Regions from separate parts of the Mus musculus genome. Here region 2 is linked to region 1. Evidence: chromatin loops called from intact Hi-C (ENCODE). Cell type or tissue: left cerebral cortex. All regions are shown on one strand. Region 1 holds the start of Nfyb (nuclear transcription factor-Y beta). Region 2 has its middle 33 kb from the start of Gm33781.

What was found. A loop is a pair of places that touch in the nucleus more often than their neighbours do. Peaks named below come from ENCODE experiments on the same cell type or tissue, not always from the same donor. Only the 100,000 strongest peaks of a DNase experiment are listed, where the experiment ranks them.
Region 2: a loop joins it to region 1, with 3 times the contacts of the local background. A loop is called at or near these places in 1 of 42 quality-filtered maps.

What each region holds. Positions count from the first base shown.
Region 1 is chr10:82,763,306-82,767,305 of GRCm38, forward strand. Nfyb (nuclear transcription factor-Y beta) reads right to left here and starts at 836. Exons shown (of 8, transcript NM_010914.2): 1 at 699-836. It also overlaps a transcript of Hcfc2 not described here. In left cerebral cortex, a CTCF peak has its summit at 2,472 (motif pointing right); a DNase peak (open chromatin) is centred at 778; H3K4me3 peaks cover 1,346 bases; H3K27ac peaks cover 883 bases.
Region 2 is chr10:82,899,576-82,903,575 of GRCm38, forward strand. No RefSeq gene overlaps it. Among named protein-coding and RNA genes, the nearest start is that of Gm33781, 33 kb to the right of the region's middle. In left cerebral cortex, a CTCF peak has its summit at 2,086 (motif pointing left); DNase peaks (open chromatin) are centred at 1,268 and 2,082.

The sequences.
Region 1 (4,000 bases):
CCTAACCTTGTCTACATCAAACAGCCCTCTTCTAGACTTTAGGCATGAAAGGATCTGCGGGTGCTCCGTAAATTCTTTGTTCTCGCAGACCCTCCCGCCCCCCCAGCACGGGTGACTGAAACCTCCGTGCAACCTCCAAGGCTCCCTTCCCACCTTCGGGGCAAGTCCGGGGCGAGCCAGGCGCCAGATGGCTGCATGCTGTAGGCGCGGAGCGGGCCGGGGGCCCGCCAGGCCGCTCGTTCCTCGCAGGGACCCGCCGCCTCGGCTCGCAGGTGCCCGGGCGGCCCCGCGGAGCGCATCCCCCCGCCGCCCGTGCCCAACGCCCGCCGCCGGCGGGATGCGGGAGACAAAGCGGCCGCTCCGGGGCGCAGCGTTCCCCGCCCGCCGGCTCCCCGGACAAAATGGAGCCGGCCCGGGGCTGCCGCCGCGAGAGCCCCGCAGCCGCCCGGCCCAGCCCGACCGCGGCTCGCGGCCCCGCGCACAAAGCGCCCGCCGCCCCGCGCCCGGCCCGGCCCGGCCCGGCCCGAAGCACAGCGGCCTCGCCCGGAGGCCCGGCCCGCCCGAAGACTGCGGACTGCGAGTGCCCCCGACCGCCGCGGCGTTGGCGGCGGGGACGGCGCCGGGAGGAGACGGACATTTCATTCGAGCTAAAGTGGAGTCGGTTTAGGAGCGATCATTGGCCGAAGCGAGACACAAACCTCCAATGCAGCCCTGGTTGGCTCCCGTCTCCAATCGGCTGTTTGGTTGGACAGAAAATGGCTGCGAAGGAACCAGTCCCAGCGCGGAGCTCCACTTCCAGGACTCGGCCTCCCCTCCCTCCGCCGCGGGCCGCTTCCCTCTACGTGACACCCTCCCTCCGCGACGCCCGCGCCCGAGGCCACGCCCCGGTCCGCCCCCGGCCCCGCCCCGGAGCCTCTGAGCAAGGCGCGCGGTCCGTAAAAGCGCGCGGGCGGGCTCTGGATGTTCGCTCTTCAGGGCGTCCGAGAGGCCGGCGTTCTCATCCAGAGCTCCACGCGGAAAGGCTTGCTCTGGCTTCTTTCTCCTTCCAGCTCCTCCTTCCCCACTAACCAGCGTCTCGCCCGCCTGAGTTCAGCCCCGGAGGGGATCTACACCTGAGCTACTTTCCAGAATGCTTTAGGCACCTAATGTTTTCTAGGTATCCCTCCAAGCCACCTCAGGCACACAGCGTTCCCTCTCAAGTCACAGTGAACAAAGATGTTAGTTTTTCATTTTAGCACACCATCCCCTTCCTCCAAGTTTAACAGGTAGGCTGTCCCAGCCGACTTCCACCCTGTACCCTGGTGCTGTGTTCTGGTGTTAGGTCTGCCCTACCAAGTTGGCTTACTACCTAAAGTGCTCATTTCCCAACCAGATAACACTGGGCTGCAAAAACTCATGGCCTCTGTGCATTTAAGGCCTTCCCTGTCGGCCTCACTGAAATCTGGATCAAATGTCCCTTGGCTACCATTCTCCCTTGTGGTGGTGATCCAAAATGTCCTGCATGGCCAGCCACTGCAAAGTACTGCAGGATACCTGCACCCAGATAGATGGAAAATTATTGTCCTAGGACTTAACAAGGATAAGTAAGCAAGACTGAAAGTTCTAGGTCAGCCAGAGATACATTAAGACCCTGTCTTTAGAAATAATAGTATGGCTGGGTCAGGCAGGTGCACGCCTTTAATTCCAAGACAAGGGAGGCAAATCTCAAGGCCAGCCTGGTCTACAGAGTGAGTTCCAGTACACCAAGGCTACACAGAGAAACCCTGTCTGAAGAAACAGAAACTGTAGTAGTAATAATTATAGAAGGCCCTGGTGTTGTGGCTTATGCCTTTTAAACCCATGACTGGGGAGACACAAACAGGAAGATTGGAAATTCCAGACCATCTTGGGCTCCCTAGTGTGTGTGTTCACGTCCAGCCTGGGCTACATAATCGGACTGTATCTCAAAAAAAGAAAAAAAGGTGTTTGGGTGTATATTCCATATAAGTATGTGCATAAAGTATACAGAAAGATTGAAATATGTTATTTATTGATATCCCGCTGTGTCTAGAATAAATAAATATTTCTCAGGTAAATAAGGAAGCAAGAACAAATGAGTCTTTCTCGGTTATTTCAAGAGGAGTTAGGAGCACCACCACCTGAATCTACCAAATTCTAGGACACCCTCCTCTTCCTCTCCCTTCTTCTCTTGTTTTGGTTTTGTTTGTTTGTTTGTTTGTTTGTTTGTTCCAAGGCAGGATGTCTCTGTGTAGCCCTGGCTGTCCTGGATTTCACTCTGTAGACCAGGCTAGCCTCAAACTCACAGTTCTGCCTACCTCTGCCTCCCCAATGCTGGGACTAAAGGAGTGAACCACCACCACCTGTGGGCCCAGGACCCCTTCTTACTAGCCAGATTTACCACTCTGTTATTTCCTTTTAAAAAAAATTAAAGATTTATCTATTTTATGTATATGAGTGCACTGTCACTGTCTCCAGACACACCAGAAGAGGGCATCAGATCCCATTACAGATGGTCATAAGCCACCATGTGGTTGCTGGAAATTGAACTCAGGACCTCTGGAAGAGCATTCAGTGCTTTTAACCGCTGAGCCATCTCTCCAGTTTCTTTATAACAGAAATAATATTAACTACTATGGCTCATTGCAATTTATACATATAAAGACCTAAAAAGGTTAATATTCTAAAATTTTTGTTTGGTCAGTTTGTTTGGTTTTTTTTGAACTGTTTCACTATATAGTCCAAGTTGGGCTTAAACTCAAGATCTATCCCTGCCCCTGACCTTCCCCCTTACCCTGACCCTCCCCCTGACCCTGACCTTGACCGTGCCTTCTGAGGAACTGAGCATACGCCACTAGTATTTGTATTAGTTGGGTTCTTTTGAGGAACAAAACTCAAAAGATAGATGGATAAACAGACAGACAGACAAGTACCATATATATTTATGGGATTTATGAGAGTAGCTTATAGGCTAGTCCAACATTGGTTAAAAACAAGAATCCAGTAGTTGTCCAGTCCATGAGGCTGGATGCCTCTGCTGGTCTTCAGTAGATGCTGGAGTCTCAAACCAGTGAGGGGATGGACTTGCCAGTGGTAGCAAGGCAAGCCCTTCCTTCTTCCATGTCTTTTATATAGGCTATCAGGAAATATGGTTCAGATGTAAAGTGTATTGTCCCACCTCAAAAGATCAAGAAAAGTCCCTCAAAGGTATAACCAGATGCTTGGGTTTCAGTTAAATCCAGATGTAGTCAAGGTGACAACCAAGAATAGCCATCACTGTGTATTAGTCAGGGTTCTCTAGAGTTGCAGAACTTAGTTTCTTTATATTAAGGGAAATTATTGTGATGACTTATAGCCTATGGTCCAACTAACCCAACGACGGACAGCTGTGGATGGGATGGCCAAGAATCTAGCAGTTGCTCAGTCCCACAAGGCTGGTTGTTTCAGCTGGTCTGCAATAGAAGCTGGAAGTGGGTCCTAAAGAAGTAGGTTCCGACAGATGTGCTGGCCAGTAAGTGCAAGCAGGTAAAGAAGAGTGAGTCTTACTTCTTCCAAAAGTGTTCTGATATAGGCCTCCAGCAGGAGGTGTGGCCCAGGTTAAGTGTATACTACCACACCTGGATCTGGAACTTGCTTTGTCTCAGGCTGACCTTGAACTCAAAGATCTCCTTGCCTTAGTCTCCCGATTAAAGGCGTATACTACCTTGCCTGGGCCAAAGCTTTTCACGGTCACTATGTCTCAAGGTCCCTATGCCAAGATCCATGTCAGAAGCTTGTGGTGTCTTCCAGCCTCAAGATCTGGATCACAGGTGACCCCTCCAATTCTGGATTGTAGTTCATTCCAGATATAGTCAAGCTGACAACCAGGAACACCCACTACGCAGTGTCTATTCTATCATAGCATGTTCTCCATTTCTAAACCCAAGTCTACCCTAGTCCCTCTTCTTAGTCCCTTCTTTGTGATGAAGACCAGGAAGATATGACTTCTGCTTCTCTCTCTTGT
Region 2 (4,000 bases), 140 kb after region 1:
TGGGCTGAGGGTCACACTTCCGCCTCACCCCAATCCCTGCCCTGGGTGTCTTAGTTTGGGTTTCATTGCTGTGAAGAGACACCATGACCAATTCAATTCTTATAAAGGAAAACATTGAATTGGGGCTGGCTTCTGGTTTCAGAAGTTCAATCCCTTATCATGGGGAGCATGGCAGTGTTCTGGCAAGCATGGTGCTGGAGGAGCTCAGGGTTCTGCATCTTGATCCAAAGGCAGCAGAAGGAGACTGACTGGTTGTAGCTTGCACATACATAGGAAATCTCAAAACCTGCCCGCACAGTGACACACTTCCGCCAAACAAGGCCACGCCCACTTCAGCAAGGCCACACCTCCGAATAGTGCCACTCCCCATGAGCCTATTGGGGGTCATTTTCATTCAAACCACCACACTGGGGAATTGCTGGTTAGTGTTTCTTGTCAAGTGGACACAAACTAGAGTCACGTGGGGAGCGAGAGGACCACTGAGGAACTGCCCTGTTCAGACTGGTCTGTGGGTTTGTCAGTGGGGCAGTGCCCAGACAAATGATTGATGTCGGATGGCCCGGCCCACTGTGGGAGGTGCCATCCCTGGGCTGGCAGCTCTTGTGTAAGGAAGTCAGTAAACAGCGTTCCTTATGGCGCAGGTTCTCAACCTTCCTAAGGCTGCAACCCTGTAACATAGTTAGTTCCTCATGTTATGGTGACCTCCAACCACAGAGAGCCATCGCTCTACAGTCTCTGCTTCAGTTCCTGTCTGTAGGTCCCTGTGCTGACGTCACTCGGTAACCGATTGTTACCTGCGAGTGTAAGTTGAAGTAAGCCTTTCCTCCCCGTTAGTTTTAGTCAGCATTTTATCACAGCAACAAAAGAGCAAACTAGGGCAGTAAGTGACAGGCAGCCAGCTAGCTTTGGGCACATTGTGTTTCCACCTCATTCCTGACCTAGACCACCTGGGGCTGAACCCCAGCTCTGCCTCCCGGTGGACAGCCACTGATGGAGACTCTGCTTAGTGTCACTGTTCCCTCAGGTCCCTCATCTGTAAAATGTGAGCTCATACTTTGCAAGCTGGCAGACAGATCCACCTTTTGTTCAGTAATGAGCCGGAAGCTGAAAGACTGAAGTGTTGTACCAGGGCCCCACTCTTACCCTCTCCACCCGGCTTTTCAAAGGTGCTTGAATTCGCCAATGCTCCCTGCCAACCAACTCTCATGGAGGAATTTTACACTTTCTTGGGACTGAGAAAGCACGCTGTGACATACCGTAGATTGTAATGCTCCCTCCCCTTGTTTCCATGGCAACTGCCCCTTTCCGACTTTCCCTGCATCTCTTGCTGATTTATATTGCCTGTATCAATTCTTCCAACATCCCTTCAGACTATTCTGATCAAATTGCATAACAACCCAATACGTGTTACTGTGTGCCTACTCCTTTGATCTTCAGAGGGTCCGGTAGGAGTGGGGGCTCAGCAGGGTCTGCCAGTGAGGAGAGAAAGTGGGTATCAGGGGGTTCTCAGTCACCCATGAGCATTGTTTTGTTTTTTGTTTTTCGAGACAGGGTTTCTCTGTGTAGTCCTGGCTGTCCTGGAACTCACTTTGTAGACCAGGCTGGCCTCAAAATCAGAAATCTGCCTGCCTTCGCCTCCCGAGTGCTGGGATTAAAGGTGTGCGCCACTACGCCAGGCTATCCATGAGCATTGTTAATGTTGCTAAGATAGCGGCAGCTGGGTCATCCCAACCACTAAGTACCACGAACAAAAGCCCAGCATTTGCCAAAATGCTTATTTAAAAAAAAAATGCTTCTGAAGGTGAAGGCACAAACCTGAGTAAAGAAGCACAATGACCCGCTCTTTCACTGCCTACACCGAAGGCTCTCAGCCTGGAGCCAGTTGGATCTGGTTCCCAGACAGCTGAAGATAGGGTGCTGAAAGATGGCAGTTCAGAAATACAAACGTGCTGGAGAGTGAAGACTTCCGAGTAGGCCTGAGGGGCTATGGAGAGAAGCACTGCGCAAGAGAACCTGGAGGCGCTCCATCACACGCTGGAGCTCCACAGGCACAGGGGACCCCTGCGCCTGAGATGGTCTGCCCCCTGCTGTCTGCCCTAGGAACAGCAGGCTAGCTCCTACCAGACTACCAGCGAGTTTTATAAGGACAGACATTTGAATGAACAGGGACCCAGAGCCACTAATCCATGGTCAGATGACTTGCTAGAACTGAGCCCTCATCTTGTCACCCCCAGACATCTCTCAAAGGTCCCACCAAGGTATGGGCAAGATGGCTCAGCTGGTAACTGCACCCACCGCCAAGCCTGCTGACCGCGGGAGGGAAGTAAAGATCTAACACCTTGAAGCCATTCTCTGAACTCCTTCACACACTTACCTCCCTCTGCACAAACACACAATAACTAATTAATTATTAAAAATGCCAATGTCGGGCTGGTAAGATGGCTCAGCGGGTAAGAGCACCCGACTTCTCTTCTGAAGGTCCTGAGTTCAAGTCCCAGCAACCACATGGTGGCTCACAACCATCCTTAAGGAGATCTGACTGGTGTGTCTGAAGACAGCTACAGTGTACTTACATATAATAAATAAATATTTTTTTAAAAAAAACCCTCACCCAATGTTTTTTAAAAAAATGCCAATGTCCCACAATTCCACTTTGTTTCTTTTTTCTTTTTTATTATTTTTAAATTAATCTTTGCATTTGTTTGCATTTCAAATGATATCCCACTTCCCCATTACCCCTCCTCAACCCCCCCTCCCACATCTGCCCTTTCCTCCCTCCCCTTTGTCTCTATGAGGGTGCTCCCCCACCTGCCCACCCATCCACTCCTGCCCCACCACTCCAGCCTCCCCCTACGCTGGGGCACCAAGCCTCCACAGGACCAAGGGCCTCTCCTCCAACTGATGCCAGATAAGGCCATCCTCTGCTACATATGTATCTGGAGCCATGGATCCCTCTCTACACTCCTTGGTTGGTGGTCTAGTCCCTGGGAGCACTGGGTGGTCTGGCCAGTTAATGTTGTTTTTCCTGTGGGGTCGCAAAATCCCCCTGTGTTCCCGCTTTGTTACTTTTACCCCACTAACATATACATGTATGTGTACACATAAACACATATTTATATAGTGATATATGTGTGCACACACACACACACACACACACACCCCGCATGCAAGTAGTTCTTTGTGAATTCTGGTCCACACAAGCCATGGTGCATGTGTGCTATAGCACACATGTGAAGGTCAGAGGACAACTTTGGGTTCTACCTTGTTTGACAGCAGGGTTTCCTGTGATCTGCCATTGTGAACACCAAGATAACTGGCCCTTGAGCTTCCCGATACTCTCCTGCCTCAGCCACACATCTTGCCATAGGCGTTCTGGAATTACAGGTATGTACTGCTATGCATGCTTAGCTTTGAAGTGGGCTCTAAGAACACATATCTTCATGCTTGCATGATAAGCCTTTCACTACTGAGCCATTTCCCCAGCTTGGGGACGAAATTCTATCTGCGCTTCAGAGGTAGCCGTGTCCACCTGTGACAGTACATCCAGAGATGGCCGCTCCATGGTCGCGGCTTCTGGATCCACACAGATGCATGGATAACGTCGTGCATGCGCCATTCCAGCTTTTGCTCTCTTGAAGGAGCTCCTTTAGTACTTTCTAAACAGTTGGTCGGTTGTTGACTGTTTTCCAGAGTCTGTTGGGCCAGCCGTGAAAGGCTCCATTACATAGGGGGCTTCTGGAACTTTCCGTCTCCCCACCTCTGAGTGGAAAGCAATTCTGACCTGGCAGTTATTTTTGGCAAACACCAGCTGCCCTCAGAAGAAGCCCTCAGTGCAGAATGAGGCCAGTTGCTGGAGTCTGTGGGTGAAGCTATAAACTGCGGACCCCAGGCAGCTCCGGCAAGGTCTGTTTCCTTCTCTCTTCCTTCCCACTTCCTCTCTTCCAAGCTTCCACTAACAGCCAGGGGTTGTGTGCTTCCCTGGGTCTGTGGGGACTGTGGG